Linked DNA regions of Homo sapiens: regions 2, 3 and 4 are each linked to region 1. Evidence: chromatin contacts called from ENCODE Hi-C or POLR2A ChIA-PET data. All regions are on one chromosome and are shown on one strand. Each heading gives the region's core, a stretch centred on a gene start or an enhancer-like site at or near the end of the contact. The rest is flanking DNA. Distances are from core to core; before and after follow the strand shown. Region 1 holds the start of TXNDC5 (thioredoxin domain containing 5). Region 2 overlaps BMP6 (bone morphogenetic protein 6). Region 3 overlaps BLOC1S5 (biogenesis of lysosomal organelles complex 1 subunit 5). Region 4 overlaps BLOC1S5-TXNDC5 (BLOC1S5-TXNDC5 readthrough (NMD candidate)).

Region 1 (3,593 bases), core at 569-3,068:
TTAATACTGCCTGATTGTTTTATGTTACAAAGTAATTTCTAAACCATTGGAGTTGTAAAAATTCGAGTCAGTTGGTTCTTAGGAATGTGAAACATAATGTACTTCATATACACATTGTTAATAAACCCACAGTGGCCCTAAAAGTTGATTTAACTCCAAATGAACTGAAACGCAGTAATAGCCTGAATACAAGGTTAAGAGAAAAACGTTTCTCCCAGTTTGAAAGGTACAATTTCTGAACTGGCCATTTTTCTTAGGGTACCTTTTCTCTATGCCTCCCTACATCCCTTTCCCAAGTGAGCCTCTACTGAGCTCTGGGGAAGAATACCAAGTTCTGCAACAAGAACCTGCAGGCTATTCCAACCTCTCAAAGGTCTTGTGTCCTAAAATTATGGCTTTCTGCTCTGGCCTGTGGTCACTTCCCTTCCTCGGGGCATCCCGGCACTGGCAGGAAAGCTGTGCACATGCTTGTGTGAATGACAGGAAGCTCTTCCGTGGGATGAGTGCCAGGGTAGGGTCTCTCAGGTCAGCAGCGAGGCCCACACCAAAGCCTCGCCCAGAGAACCAAAGCAAGAGGGACCATCTGCTCAACGGAGGGGCTTTTCCGATCTCACACATAACAAGTGACCTGGACCCGAGAGAGCAGCAGGGAGGTGACAGGACAGCCTGGAGTTGAGGACCAGTGGGCTCCGTTCAGAGATTACATCCACCCTGAGCTGCAGGGGGGCGGAGGGGTTCCAGAATTCGCACTACCTTGGTCTTCCCGGGGTAGCTCAGCAACCCTCCTCTGCCCGGACCACTCCTTCCTATCCCACAAAAGACGCACAAAGTGGGAAACCACACCTTCCTGGGTTCTATTTTTCAGTTAAAGCCTCTGGAAGGGGACGTGCCCGCAGTCTGTCCCAGCCGACCCCGGTGGCCGCGGCAGCAGCAAGGCCGCTCTGGTGAGTGCACGTGGCCCACGGGCAGGCCGCGCGTCCGGCCGGCACAGGAAGTTTGGGGCGCTGGGCAGGGACCGCGGGGTGACATTTGGACTCCCGGCTGCCCGAAAGGGCGACGACCCCACCTTCCCCTCCCTCGGTGCCGAGGTGCAAGAGGCGGTTGAATTCAGGAGCGCGGCGCAGGGCGGGCTTTTCCCGGCTGTCCCCTAGGGGTCCGCCCCCTCCTCCCGCACCGCCCCGGCCGCCGAGCGCCACGTCAGCCGCCAGTGCCCGGCCCGCTGAGCTCACGCCTCCCGACCCGGAGCCCCAAGCCCTCGGTCCCCTGCAGTCCCCGGCTCCCGGCCCCGAGCCGCGGCGCCCGCGCCCCCCGCTCCCCGCCAGCCGGAGCCCCGAACCCGCAGGGTCCCCGCGCTCCCGGCCCCGCGCCCCCAGTATTACACCCCGCACCCCTGAGCCCCGAGCCCCGCGCCCGTAGCACGCACGCCGCAGACCAGAGCCGTCGGCGTCCACGTGGCCCCGGGACCCCCCGCCCGCGGCGCCCAAGCGCCCCACGCCCCGCGAAGCGCCAAGTGCGGGGCAGGGCGCCGGCCTGCGCGGCGTTACCAGGGCGCGAAGAACATGACGAAGTGCGCGGCGCTCTGGATCCCGTGCGTGAACATGTCGGCCGTGTACAGGTGCTTGCTGTGCGGGTCCTGTCCGTCCTCGCCGTCTGCCGCGGGGGGCCCGTCCGCCGCCGCCGCCGCCGCCTCCTGGGCCCGGGCGCCCCAGCGCCCGCCGCCGCCATGGCCCAGCAGCAGCAGCAGCAGCGCAGTCAGGGCCGCCGGCCGGGCCAGCAGCGGGAGGAGGCGTCCTGGGCGCGCGGGCATCGCGGCGGGGCTGGGCGCGCTCTCGCCGCGGCCTCCGGTCCCCTCGCAGCGCCCGCCCCGCGCCCCGCCCCGGAGAGGCCGCGCCCCTTCCTCTCCCCGCCCGCCCGCGCCGGCGCGCGACCGCTACCCGCCCGAGCCCCGGCTCCGCGCACCGGCAGGGAAGGGCTGGAGCGAGGGACCGAGTCTGGGAGAGCCTTCCGAGTCCGGCCTCCTGCCTTCCCGCCATGGGACGGCTCGCCCCAATCCCGCGAGGCTCCTGCGCCTCCGCAACCCAGGCCCGCACCCCTTTCCCCAGGGGCCCGCTCTGCTCAGAGCGGCGGTGAACACACGAAGTAACGATGAGGCCAGCGGGAAGCCACGGAGGGGCAGGTCAGCCTCGGCTAATCTCAGCTCACACAAGCACCCCGCGATTTCAGGCCAAAGGAAGGAGAGAGCTGCTGTCAGCAGAATATAGGAAATCGGGCAAAAGACGGTGGGGTTTGCACCTGAATTAGTTAGATTCTTGGCCAGAGCTCAACTGTGATTCTCGACCTGGGCTCAGAGGGGTGATGAAACCCGCTTCCCAAGTGAACCCCTTGCTGGTTACCCCTGCCCGGCCTCAACTCAGGGATGAAGAGGAAAGAAAGTCAAAGCGGCCTCTTCTAGACAAGAAGGCACCTAGCAGGACTGACTGGGGTCCTACTGTGCCCTCATTTATGCCGGTTACTAAAATGAATGACAGCACGCCTGCTATGGCTGAACTCAGCCTGTGGAATGGCCCGAAGGCATCCCTGCCCAGCGACTCATAACTCGCACCTGCACACACACCTTACAGCAGATGGTAATCGAAAGCTCCAGCCCTACCCCGGGGATCTGAAGCTAAATTAGAATCACCGGGTTGCTCTCCGGGATCCTGCCTGCTCTTTGATTATCCTCAATCCAGGAAGCCCCAGGTAGTTAACTCCTGGCTTGGCAACAGGGGACGCGCCCACTGTCTCACCTGTCATTATTCTGCTCCCGCCTTAGGCCCAGCCACTTATGAACCTTTAACCATGGGTTGCCAAACACCAAAACCATCAATCTCCCTCCAAAGTCTGTTCTTCCAGCCACTTAAGCTTGAAACATGGGAGGCATCTTGTATTGCTCGCTCTTTTCCCGTGTGTCTCAAAATTCAACCGCATTTCCTGTAACCATGATTTCCTTCCAGCATTCTCAGTGTTCATACCCTGAACGGAGACTAAGCCTGGCCTATTGCAGTAGCTTTCTAAGAGTCTCTTTCATTCACATGGCTGGAAAATTAATTTTCCTAAAGCCTGCCTTTGACCAAGACAGTTTGCTGCTTAAACTTGGACCAAAACGCCACCACTGTCCCCATGGCCTTGGCCGATGGGGTGAAATAGTCATGCCTGGGGCAGCCATTCAAGGCCTTCCGTGATGTGGTTGCATCATGCTTTGTGTCCCTGTGAAACTCACTCAACACTAGAAATCCAGGGATTCTCTCCAATAACTGTTATTGCCAAACTCTAATCCCTGTGTTCTCCAACACCTCAAACCTCCCAAACCCTTCCACGGTGCTGTTGGGAAATTCCCACAAGCATCGCCATACACTCTTACAGCATCAGTGTCTTTCGTTTTTAACTGAAACACAGTTCTAGGAGCTCTCTCAAGTGTTGGCTGCTCATTCTTTCACACCTGGAGTCCCTCAGAGCCAGGAAGTAAAGCTGATGCCTTCCTGGTTCCCCATTGCTCCTTCCAAATCCTACAAAACCTTCAGTACTCCTTAAATTGATGCCACTGGGCATGGCAC
Region 2 (3,593 bases), core at 355-2,854, 120 kb before region 1:
TCCACACACTGAGATCAAGAGAACGTGAAGAAATATGTCCTTCCAAGGACCCTTTTGCCAACTTGGAGCCTCCTTCAGAAAATAAATACAGCCACGCTACAAGTTTCTGGTAACTTAGTTACTGAAAAATAAATTGAGCTACTTAGACCCTTGAACCTTTATTAAAAAAAAAAATCTCTGAATTCTATTGCAGTGATGCAAATGAAGCCAGAGAAACTATGCAGAATGTTTCTTTGCCCTTGTATTAACGAATGTGCCCCTGAAGAGTCTTGAAAATGCAGGAGGCAGAAGCCCCGGCCTCCTAGTAGAGGGAAAGCACGTACACGCGTCTTTGGTCTCTAAGCTCCATCTGCAATAAGGAAAGATTTCCTGATAGTGAAGTTTTCTCTGGATTTTTTTTTCCTTCTCCGTGACTTGCTGTGGTAAAGGACAGTTGTGCTCAGTGGCTTCCAGAAAAGCTGGACGTCCCACCATGATGGCACATCTGGGCACACCACACCTCTCCTCTCTACTACTGGGAACACTGGAGAGGACTGACTGCCTGTGGCATATGCTTTGTGCTTGGAGTGTTGCTTATGAAAGATGAGGCCCCTTTAAAACCTCATGCTCACACTTAGAGAATTCTGGTCGTGTGCTACAGATGTTTTACAGTTTATTTCCAAACAGCTGCTTTTCCCTTCTTTAGTCTGTTTTTTTTTTTTTTTTTTTTTAAATAAAATCCCTCTGGAAACCTTTCAGCTCACATCCTTGGCAATGCTTCCTTAGTACAAGTCCTTGCATTCTATGCCATGACATTCTCCCAACCAGCACCTGTTACTACAGGCAGGCCATCGACTTAGCTGTTCTGTGAGTTAGAAGTACTATTGTGTATGTGGATCAGAACTGTAGATTCAATCAGCCTAGAACAGACAGCCCCCAGTGACAAGCCCTCCCTAGCACTTCATGAGAATACACAGAAAGAAGAAGGAAAAACTTGACTTATAATGTATGTCTCCCTCGGAACATCAGGTAGAAAAGCCCCATGCAGGTGACTCAATCCAGGGTCAAAGCAGGGAGGGTTTCCCTGAGGGCACAGCAATTTGACAAGTTTGTCCCATTTCAAACTTCCCCAGCAGCCAGCTGTCAATAATATCTTTGACCTTCAGAGGTAGGAAGAGCAGGAATAATTAAGATCCACAGATGATCCCCGAATCCTGGTAATGATTTTCACATCCTTCTTTCTCATGATCCTTTTCCCCAGAGCTGCCATTTCTCTAAACTAAAGTGACGAGTGTAAGTTCAGCCTCCTTTAGTTTCTTTTCCAATAATCTTCTGATAAAGATATTAGGAAGAAGTAAAAGTCCAATTGAAGAGGGCAGTATCAGGGAGGGAACAGAAGTAAAGAGTTTGGGAGATCATTCCTTGAATAACTAAGTGTTGATCGGCTCTTGGGAAAATGTGTTGATTTGTCTTCTGGCCAGTTGTACATATGCAGATACACCATCTGTACTGAAAAATATGCGTGAACTTCTCTGGAAGCGCCTGAGTGAGTCAGTGTCTGAAAAGGAGCTACACCTCTAAAACAGTTATCAAGTATTTAGGGATGAGGTGCTGCAAAGCCAAGAGAGTGAAAACAATCCTTAAAGGCGTGTTTGGCCAGCTCTCAAAAATCTTAGACAGTTGCAACACAGTCCTTGGCTCAGACACTGGATTTTTCCCATTCATGTACTTTTTTGACAGATGAATTGTTGCAGGCTGCAAAAAAAGCTCGAAGAGGAATCTGTTAGACTCCTCACTCAGAGCAGGGATCTATTTGCTTGCAATCCTGTTAGCAAACCAAGGTGCCATTTGCTTTGTGTGGTGTGCTACTTGGCCACTTTTTCTTAGCCGTGGCTGCTCTGTCTGAAACGGTCATGGTCTCATTCAGCTCTAGCATATTTGCGTGTTAGGTTGGCATGAAGATTCTCAATTTAGTAAATGCTAGACACTAGTATAACTTCCCTGAATTCCTGCCTCTCAACTCCTATGGAATGTTTATGGCTTTCATTATAGTAATAACAAGATTTCTTGCACAAAAACTCACTTGACCTTGGCACTTTCTTTCTAGAGCCATCCTTCCTTTTTGCTGATAGGTGGGTTTGCATTTATTTTTGGCATGACTTTTTCACCTTCTGAATTGCTGACTATGGTAGATTGATTTTTTTTTTTAAAGAAACGCAAGTCATTTTGATGAAACGATCAACCCAGCCTGATATAACTTTAAGTATAGTTTCACACCACATGTAATAAATGTGACCCTTTAGAGATATTAGAAACTGATGATGAATGTTTAGTTACAAGAATAGTTCAGACCCTCAGGTATGGGTATTCTTTGCACAACTCTGGAATATATTTCTTGAATCACTGGAAGAAGATGGAGTCCTTGGAAACATGTTGTCAGGGGCTCAATTACCTTTAGACCTTTAAGTGTTCTTGGCCAAAGGCTTGGTAGTAATTATTTGAGGGCATTAGTGATAGACCACATGTTAAGGCTGTAGCTGAAACCAAGAGTCATCATATGCATCCTGTATGGAAAGAACTGGGGATCATACTTCAGTCTTTCCAGCCAAACTATGTGTATACCATCACTAACTTAAGAAACACAGTGTATGCTATTGTGTGCTGGTACACAATGGGGAAAATGACTGGCTGCCTTCAAATCCTGTCTTCTATGTCTAGGCTCAACAACGGGGGACCCCTCTGTATGTTTTTATGCCGAGAACTAAAGAATTTTAAAAATAAACTTGGATAGTTTTAAAGGGTGTAATATCCTATGAATTGTAACACTGTATATATGCTTTAAGTGTATTATCAAAGAGTCAAAGTTATGGACTTTTCTCCTTCATACTTGGAAAATGTTCATCATTGTAAAACAAATGGCAGCAAAACCAGTCCTTAGGATGAAGCAAATCAGAAGGAGTGACTTTGTTTTTAAAATTTAAGTAAATGTGTTAACATGTCATTTCAAATAATCATCTTGCTTCTGAACTAAAATTCCTAAGATACGTAGATAGAAAAGGCAGTGAGTTTGTCACCTGGTAGAAATAAGATCCCTCCCACCCCTTATTCCATCCTATCTCTGTTTTTTTTTTTTTTTTTAAAGTGTTCTGTGCTTTGCTCTCCAAGGTGCTTCCTCAGGAATGCATTGTCAAATTACTCCTTGTATTTGGCAACCCAAGGAGCTTTTTCCTCCAGCTTTATTGAAGTATAGTTGACAACTAATTGTATGTGTTTAAGGTATACAACTTGATGATTGGCCTATGTATACATTGTAAGATATCCAGTACAATCAAGTAACATATCCATCACCTCGGTGTTGTTAACTATAGTCAGCATGCTGTATGCTAGACCTTCAGAACTCGTTCATCTCGCACAGCAGGGATTCTGTACCCCTAGCCCTACGTCTCCCCAAAGGCTTTACTACACTGGTCAGTAAAGGGGAGGAGGAAACGAGAACTGAATGAGCAATCTCAGGCTAATCGGTTTCAGGAAGGAGTTCATATGGAAACTGAGGTTCTGGAAATGTAATCTACTTTTAAGAATCAACCACACCTGTGCCTCCTCCAGAAAATCTT
Region 3 (3,593 bases), core at 502-3,001, 110 kb after region 1:
CATAACGTTATCTCTTGATACTTGGTTACCGTAACAATCAGCTGGTAAGTCACAAGGAAAAAGTTGTGTTATAATATCCAAAAAAAGATGACACATTAGAAACATCTAAGGCTTCTCTCATTAAAATTAAACATGGATATTCTCATTTCTTAAATTTTAAAAGTGGGCTGGGCACAGTGGCTAATGCCTGTAATCCCAGCATTCTGGGAGGCCGAAGCCGGTGGATCACCTCAAGTAAGGAGTTTGAGACCAGCCTGGCCAACATGGCAAAACTCCGTCTCTACTAAAAATACAAAAATTAGCTGGGCGTGGTGGCACATGGCTGTAGTTCCAGCTACTCGGGAGGCTGAGGTGGAAGAATCGCCTGAACCCAGAAGGCAGAGGTTGCAGTGAGCTGAGATGGCACCACTGCACTCTAGCCTGGGTGACAGAGTGAGACTCCGTCTCAAAAAAAAAAAAATTTTTTTTAAAGCGTCTAGTATCTTCACATGATAAAATCAAACACAATCCAAGTATTTTTTCATATTTCTATTTCTCCTCAAATCCCATTTCACTGCAGATATTTTAAAACCAATTTTAAAAAAATATATGCTAAAAGAATCATTGCTGTAAGAAATCAAAATGTCTTACATAAAATATTTTTAAGTGCATTAGAAAGAATCATAAATTATTAGTCACTAGAAGAGAACTCGAGAAATCTCTTCTGGGATGGGCAGAGTGGCTCGCACCTGTAATCCCAGCATTTTGGGAAGCTGAGGCGGGCAGATCACCTGAGGTCAGGAGTTCAAGTCCAGTCTGGCCAACATGGCAGAACCCCGTCTCTACTAAAAATATAAAAATTAGCCGGTGTGGTGGCGTGCACCTGTGATCCCAGGGCCTGTGATCCCAGCTACTCGGGAAACTGAGGCGGAAGAACTGCTTGAACCCAGGAGACAGAGGTTGCAGTGAGATGAGCACGCCATTGCACTCCAGCCTGGGTGACAGTGATACTCTATCTCAAAAAAAAAAAAAAAAAAAGAAATCTCCTCTGGGTCAGTTCTAGTCCTTAAAGCAAATCAACATCTCAAACATCTGTGTCAAATGTCTCAGTTCTTGAGATGTTCCTTAATATTGCTATATAAGGATGAAAGGTTTTTTCTTTTTCTTTCTAGCACCACAGTAATATAGATAAAATGCTGTATAAATAAAAAAGGTATGAATTTAGTTTTCTCCCCCCTTCCAAAGTACAATTTCAATGATTAACTTTGAATACGTACAATAAAAATCTAAATAGAGTATGAAAAAATAACTTTATATCCCTATTTCAACTATTCTACATGTATGTCATTAGCAGTTAAGTTTTGATACAGATTAGGTTCTATTAAACAAACAAAAACTGGGATATGCAAACTAGAAAAACCTAGAAGTTCGAATTGCTTGAACCTGAGAGGCGGAGGTTGCAGTGAGCCGAGACTGCACCACTGAACTCCAGCCTGGGTAACAGAGCGAGACTCCGTCTCAAAAACAAACACACACACACACACACACACCTACAAAGCACCCGAAGTCACTGTTAATTTTGGCATGTTAATTCCAGCACTTGAATGAAAAAGGGACACGCAGCGTACTCAGATGCTGGTTAACTCAGATGTCAGCCACCAGAAAAACAGCTACTAGGAAAAAGAGACCATCTTCAGGCTGTTCATCACGTTCTTCCTGTTCTATTTTCTCTCTCATTTGGGTCAGGATGACAAACAGGATGAAGGGCTGAATAAGCCAATGTGCTCTAAGTACCCATGAAATGCAAACTTCTGCTAGTTGTTTTGCATAGCTACTTCTAAAAGCCTCTCCTTTAAGACGACATTATTCTCATTTTACAGACAAAGAAATTAAGGCTTAAGGACACTTTTATCCTCCATGGTCACTCACCTAATAGCTTGGTTGTAGATTCAAATTTAGGTCTTTCTGACACCCAAACCTACGCCTTTTCTATCACAGAGTGCAAATCAGATCTTTCCAGAGGAAGTTTTACGTAGGTAGCTAAAAATCCCTTTCACAAGACAAACGGTCTTCTGAGAGTCTTTTTGCTAGGCTGATCTGAAGCTCCCCAGCACCAAGACTGTTCAACTTCAGACTCACGTCAACTTCTTTCCAATTGAAAATTCTTGGTCGAACATTCTTCTAAAATGTCAGTCAAACTTTGCTCTAAAATATGTCCTACGGACACTTGGGATCTGAACAGATATTACAGTGGTAGGGAGAGAGGATTAGGGAGGAGTTTACTCATCCAATAAATTGGTTAAACAGGTTAAACAAAATCCAATGCGTTACTTTTTAACTTTTCAGCCTTATAGATTAGAACTCTCCAAAAGATGCATGAAGAGTTTATTAAATCTTCTGATGGAACTTTTGCAAAAACTGTTACAGTCTAAGAGAAAAGCCACAGTCAGACTAGAAAAAGAAAAAATGCAGATAAACTTCATCAAAATGATATTTAGCTTTAGTTGTGTTTTAATAAATACAGAGAATGTTAAACATGCATACTCAGATGTTATTTAATTTGTTCATTTCTTTGTAAATGGAAAGTCATCATTGGCTCAGCTGACCTTGTGATGTGGATCACCAGGCAACAGCCCGTGTTCCCCTTCCCAACCAGAACGCATTTTATCCAGTACAGCCCAATAAAGAAAAACGGAGCTTTGGCAGGCATACCAACCTCGCTTCAAATTCTGGTCTACCTGTCACTAGTTGCATGATGCTGAGCAACTTAAAGTTTCTTTAACTTTAAAATGAGGAAAATAAATACTCCGCATCCATAAATAATATTTATAAAGACTACAGGTAGAACATGTCAAGTTCCTAGCTCAGTGCCTGAGGAACTTAATAAAAGGTAAATATTATACAAATCACAAGCGAAGCATCTAGAAGGCAGATCACTCCACTTTTATCCCCTTGCCATTTCAGTTTCTGTTCTTTAATTTTAATAATTTACTTTTAGCAACAGATTATTGTAATAATTCAAACAATAGAGACAACTCAAGAGCAAGAGACTTTCCCCTCCATTCCTAGATTCAATTTAATCCTGGATGTAACCATTATTAACCATTTGGCTACAAGAACAGTCTTTAAGACGCTGCAATATATTAGTGAATAAGATACTGCCAAAGATCAGTATTTCTATTGTGTAGTTTCAGAATATTATGAATAAAGACAAACATATTCAAGTAGCCTGTTCACATCAGGCATATCGCTTATTGGCCTTGTAGGCCGAGTGAAAATAAGCTAAAAGATGACAACTTCCAAATCCAAATAAAAATCTAGTTTTGCTCCCTTATCAAGAAGTTCTTACAGTCACTCCACGCTATCGTTTCCTAGTTTCCCACTTGTAATAGTAACTGCTAGGCATTCTTACTTTTTTTTTTTTTTTTGAGATGGAGTTTCCCTCCTGTTGCCCAGGCTGGAGTGCAATGGCACAATCTTAGCTCACTGCAACCTCTGCCTCCCGGGTTCAAGCAATTCTCATGCCTCAGCCTCTCAAGTAGCTGGGATTACAGGCAACCACCACCACACCTGGACAATTTTTGTATTTTTAGTAAAGACAAGGTTTCACCACA
Region 4 (3,593 bases), core at 768-3,267, 82 kb after region 1:
ATAAAGATACCTGCTAGGGCACCAGGAGCTTTAATGAGAGGCTTCTTTAATGTTATGTTACTAGCATGACTTCTGAGACACATTTATTCATCCACTCATATACTAAAGCACTCATTTGAGAAGCACTTATTAAAATTTATGCTAGAACTAAGGAAACAGATAAAAGACACAATCCCTGATGCCAAGAAGTTGCCTGCCTTGCTGATGGAATTTCCTAGTACCCCATGTTATTCTTGGCTGTGCAAAAATTAGATTTTTAAACTTTTATTATTGTCTAAAATTATGGGTTATACCATTTAGAGAAAAAAGCCTCACTACTGTTGCAGGTTGAGGTTACCATTGGGATATTAGGTATCAACACAGGCCCCATGACAGGATTTGAGTAAAAACCGTAGCCTTTGCATAATGACAAGTCTGTGTCACTTTTCCTAAAACTGTGTGAAAACAGAAAAATTACATCTTCTTCTTTTTTTTTTTTTTTTTTTTTTGAGACTAGTCTTGGTCTTGTTGTCCAGGCTGGAGTGCAATGGCATAGTCTCGACTCACTGCAACCTCCACCTCCTAGGTTCAAGAGATTATCCTGCCTCAGCCCCCCAAGTAGCTGGGATTACAAGCGCGCACCACCAGGCCCGGCTAATTTTTTGCATTTTTAGTAGAGATGGGGTTTCACCATGTTGGCCAGGCTGGTCTTGAACTCCTGACCTCAGGTGATCCACCCTCCTTGGCCTCCCAAAGTGCTGAGATTACAGGCGTGAGCCACCATGCCCGGCTAATTATATCTTCTTATTGCTTTCAAAGATCTTAATGACAATAAAGAGAGCCAACGCTCCATCCCAGAAGGAAGAAAATGACCATGTCACTTCTGAATGTTTGCTAGGATGCTAAAGTAAAAATGGGCTGAGGATATAAGAAATGCTAAAGTTCAGGTGGCATTGTTGCTTATAAGTCAATGAAAATTAAGTCACATTAAACATTCAGTTCCTTAGACACATTAGCCACATTCCGAGTACTCAATAGTTACATACGGCTAGTGGCTACCATATTGGACAACACAGATAAAGAACACTTCCCCCACTGCAGAAAGTTCTACTGGACAATGCTGGAAGTGAAATGGGTCTCCTAAAAAGCTTCAAAGGTAAGGTTGTACATGGTGTCGATGAGTTTGAGTAGCAAAGAAATTATTTTAAAATTATAATTAAATGTAATAAGAGATATTTTTAAAAATTCTGTTGGAACTTTTAAAGACATAATTTAGCCAAACAAAAATGATACAAATTTTCTCCTGGAACTTTGGGTGTTTGGGTGACTGTTTTGAATCTTGTCTGTGGGACAAGCAAGAGGCCGTGCCCCTGTGTGTGGCCACCAGATGGACCTGGGATCACTGACTGTGTTGTCTTGGAGTCATCCAGCTGTTGGCTGACAGAAAAGGGAAGGGCATTCACCCTGCATGCATATACATGCACACAGACATACCCTGCCTGCCTGTTGCCAGCTTCCATAACATGGGGGAGAAACTTTTAAAAAAGAAGGTCCTCTCATTTATGTGACTAAAGTTTTGCCTTTGAACTAGTCACATGGAGAAACAGAATGGCCTCATCTGCAGTAGATTTTAGTTAATGCAATTTATCTGGCTCATGTTGACATACTATACTATTCTACACTCTACTTACTTGCTCAAATCGAAGTCAATTTGATACATCCTACTCTTGATCTTAAAATATAAGACAGTAAATGGGTGCAGTATTTCTTGGGTTATTTGGATGAATGAGACCTAGAACAATATGAAACCTGTTACTGGGGCCTAAATGAGATTGGTCAGTGCTGGTTTCTTTTATGTCTTCTGTCTACCCCCTGGTGGAGGGATTCATTACTAGTCAGAGCCAAAGAAGGAAAGAGAAAGAGAAAAAAGCATGAATTATTTCCTGAACATCTATTCAGTCCCTCAATAATCTTGGGTTTGTTGTTTATACGAGAGTGCCAGCTCAACGGGAGAAGAGCTGAAACCCATTATTTCCCTTTGAACATGTTCTTCACCGGGAATGGCAGGAGGAGCAGAGCAGCAGGAGGGCTGTCCTGCCAAAACGCTGAACTTGGAACTGAAGGGGCCATCGCTCTGGGTGCAAAAAAAGAGTTCTGAGCTTTGCTGCTCTGGCAGGCCTGGAATCCTTCCCTTGGCTGTGGATAATACCTAATGATTCAGAGGAAGTACTGTCAACTCTTCAAAGCAGACCTAGCTAATTGTGTAATGTTATTCTGAGGCACTGGGAGAAGCCAAAAAAGAAGGGAGGCTGGGGAGAAATTCCTTCCTTTGCAATGATCAGCTTACATCCTGCACCATCAGATTTGATTATCCTTATCTTTTCTTGCATAACTACAAATGTTATGACTGGTCATAGTGACCAGACTTCCAAAAAAAAATCCAGCCACAGTATTTGACTCTATGACTGCCTCTGGCGGTAAATTCCTTAGACTAGCTACATGCTGTGCAAAAAGCTATTTCCTTTGATTTATTCATTTCCCAGTTCTTAACTCCATCAGGTGCCCCCTTGATCTCACATTAGAGAATGAGGCAAAAAAAGAAAAGGAAAAAAGAAGTCTGTTCATTTTGCCTTATCTCCTTGCAGTTAGGAAATGTAAATATCCACTAACCTCTTTTGCTCATATTGCACAGTAATTTTTAAAATTAACTCCTTTTAACTAGCTCTTTTTTTTAATTGAATAAGTAATACAAGGACCTGATTAAAAGATTTAGGCACTACAGGCTGGGTGCAGTGGCTCACGCCTGTAATCCCAGCACTTTGGGAGGCTGAGGCTAGCAGATCACGAGGTCAGATCGAGACCATCCTGGCTAACACAGTGAAACCCCATCTCTACTAAAAATACAAAAAATTAGCTGGGCGCGGTGGCGGGTGCCTGTAGTCCCAGCTACTCGGGAGGCTGAAGCCGGTGAATGGCGTGAACCTGGGAGATGGAGTTTGCAGTGAGCCGAGATCGCACCACTGCACTCCAGCCTGGGCGATAGAGCGAGACTCCATCTCGAAAAAAAAAAAAAGATTTAGGCACTACAATAAATAGAAAAAGGAAAAGTAAGTATCCCTCCCATTGCAGACCTGCAGACCCTTGATTCCTCAGACCCTACCCTGAGGCAGTCATCAGTACCAGCTGCTGGTATACACTCTAGAAATATCCAAATGCAAGCATGTGTGCATTTTCTCCTTTTAAAATGTATCTTTCTTTTTCACATAATAACATCTTGGAGATCATTCCATATTATCATGTTTAGTGCTAACCCATCCTTTTTCATGGCTGCATAGTATTCCCATTCAAATATACCACACAATTGATTAACCAGTTCCATATTAATGGATATTTATGTTGTTTCTAGTATTTTTCTCATATGAAAAGCTACAACAAAGACCTCTGTACACATCTTAACAAGTATGTGCCATACCTTGTTAAGCACATACCAGCCAGTATGTGCATTTTAAATGTTGATAGATATTTTCAGATCGCCCTCCAAAGAGGTTACATCAATTTATACTCTCCTTTGAGAGTATGTAGGAGTATGTAGGAGTCCTCTTCCTCACTTCTTT

The links. Hi-C counts contacts between places; a loop is a spot of excess contacts on that map. ChIA-PET counts read pairs that join two places held with the same protein, here RNA polymerase II (POLR2A). Pooled maps may share reads with other maps.
Region 2: a loop to region 1 is called in a map of esophagus muscularis mucosa, with 4 times the contacts of the local background. The contact joins the enhancer-like site here to the promoter of TXNDC5 in region 1. A Hi-C loop is called at or near these places in 3 of 168 maps with a recorded cell type or tissue (chondrocyte, esophagus muscularis mucosa and prostate gland) and 1 of 50 pooled maps. POLR2A ChIA-PET finds 5 or more read pairs at or near these places in 1 of 52 experiments (MCF 10A).
Region 3: a loop to region 1 is called in a map of naive thymus-derived CD4-positive, alpha-beta T cell, with 9 times the contacts of the local background. The contact joins the enhancer-like site here to the promoter of TXNDC5 in region 1. A Hi-C loop is called at or near these places in 23 of 168 maps with a recorded cell type or tissue (B cell, CD8-positive, alpha-beta T cell, Caco-2 and 15 more), 14 of 37 single-sample maps with no recorded cell type and 29 of 50 pooled maps. POLR2A ChIA-PET finds 5 or more read pairs at or near these places in 6 of 52 experiments (CD4-positive, alpha-beta T cell, HepG2, RWPE1 and 3 more).
Region 4: a loop to region 1 is called in a map of endothelial cell of umbilical vein, with 7 times the contacts of the local background. The contact joins the enhancer-like site here to the promoter of TXNDC5 in region 1. A Hi-C loop is called at or near these places in 53 of 168 maps with a recorded cell type or tissue (B cell, CD8-positive, alpha-beta T cell, Caco-2 and 37 more), 37 of 37 single-sample maps with no recorded cell type and 36 of 50 pooled maps. POLR2A ChIA-PET finds 5 or more read pairs at or near these places in 7 of 52 experiments (H1, HepG2, MCF 10A and 4 more).

What each region holds. Positions count from the first base shown.
Region 1 is chr6:7,908,970-7,912,562 of GRCh38, forward strand. TXNDC5 (thioredoxin domain containing 5) reads right to left here and starts at 1,819. Exons shown (of 10, transcript NM_030810.5): 1 at 1,545-1,819. The coding sequence starts at 1,807. The region is part of intron 4 of BLOC1S5-TXNDC5 (BLOC1S5-TXNDC5 readthrough (NMD candidate)); the gene reads right to left. RefSeq lists silencers at 894-983, 1,184-1,303, 1,674-2,103.
Region 2 is chr6:7,785,772-7,789,364 of GRCh38, forward strand. All of the region lies in intron 1 of BMP6 (bone morphogenetic protein 6), which reads left to right. Among named protein-coding and RNA genes, the nearest start is that of BMP6, 61 kb to the left of the region's middle. Within about 2 kb of position 1,605, at least 3 of the 41 ENCODE cell types and tissues checked have a DNase peak (open chromatin) inside an H3K27ac peak, as active enhancers do.
Region 3 is chr6:8,015,879-8,019,471 of GRCh38, forward strand. The region is part of intron 4 of BLOC1S5 (biogenesis of lysosomal organelles complex 1 subunit 5); the gene reads right to left. The region is part of intron 4 of BLOC1S5-TXNDC5 (BLOC1S5-TXNDC5 readthrough (NMD candidate)); the gene reads right to left. All of the region lies in intron 6 of EEF1E1-BLOC1S5 (EEF1E1-BLOC1S5 readthrough (NMD candidate)), which reads right to left. Among named protein-coding and RNA genes, the nearest start is that of BLOC1S5, 47 kb to the right of the region's middle. Within about 2 kb of position 1,752, at least 2 of the 41 ENCODE cell types and tissues checked have a DNase peak (open chromatin) inside an H3K27ac peak, as active enhancers do.
Region 4 is chr6:7,990,324-7,993,916 of GRCh38, forward strand. All of the region lies in intron 4 of BLOC1S5-TXNDC5 (BLOC1S5-TXNDC5 readthrough (NMD candidate)), which reads right to left. It also overlaps the pseudogene PIP5K1P1. Among named protein-coding and RNA genes, the nearest start is that of BLOC1S5, 72 kb to the right of the region's middle. Within about 2 kb of position 2,018, at least 6 of the 41 ENCODE cell types and tissues checked have a DNase peak (open chromatin) inside an H3K27ac peak, as active enhancers do; they include endothelial cell of umbilical vein, heart right ventricle, sigmoid colon and 1 more, where a contact is called at or near this core.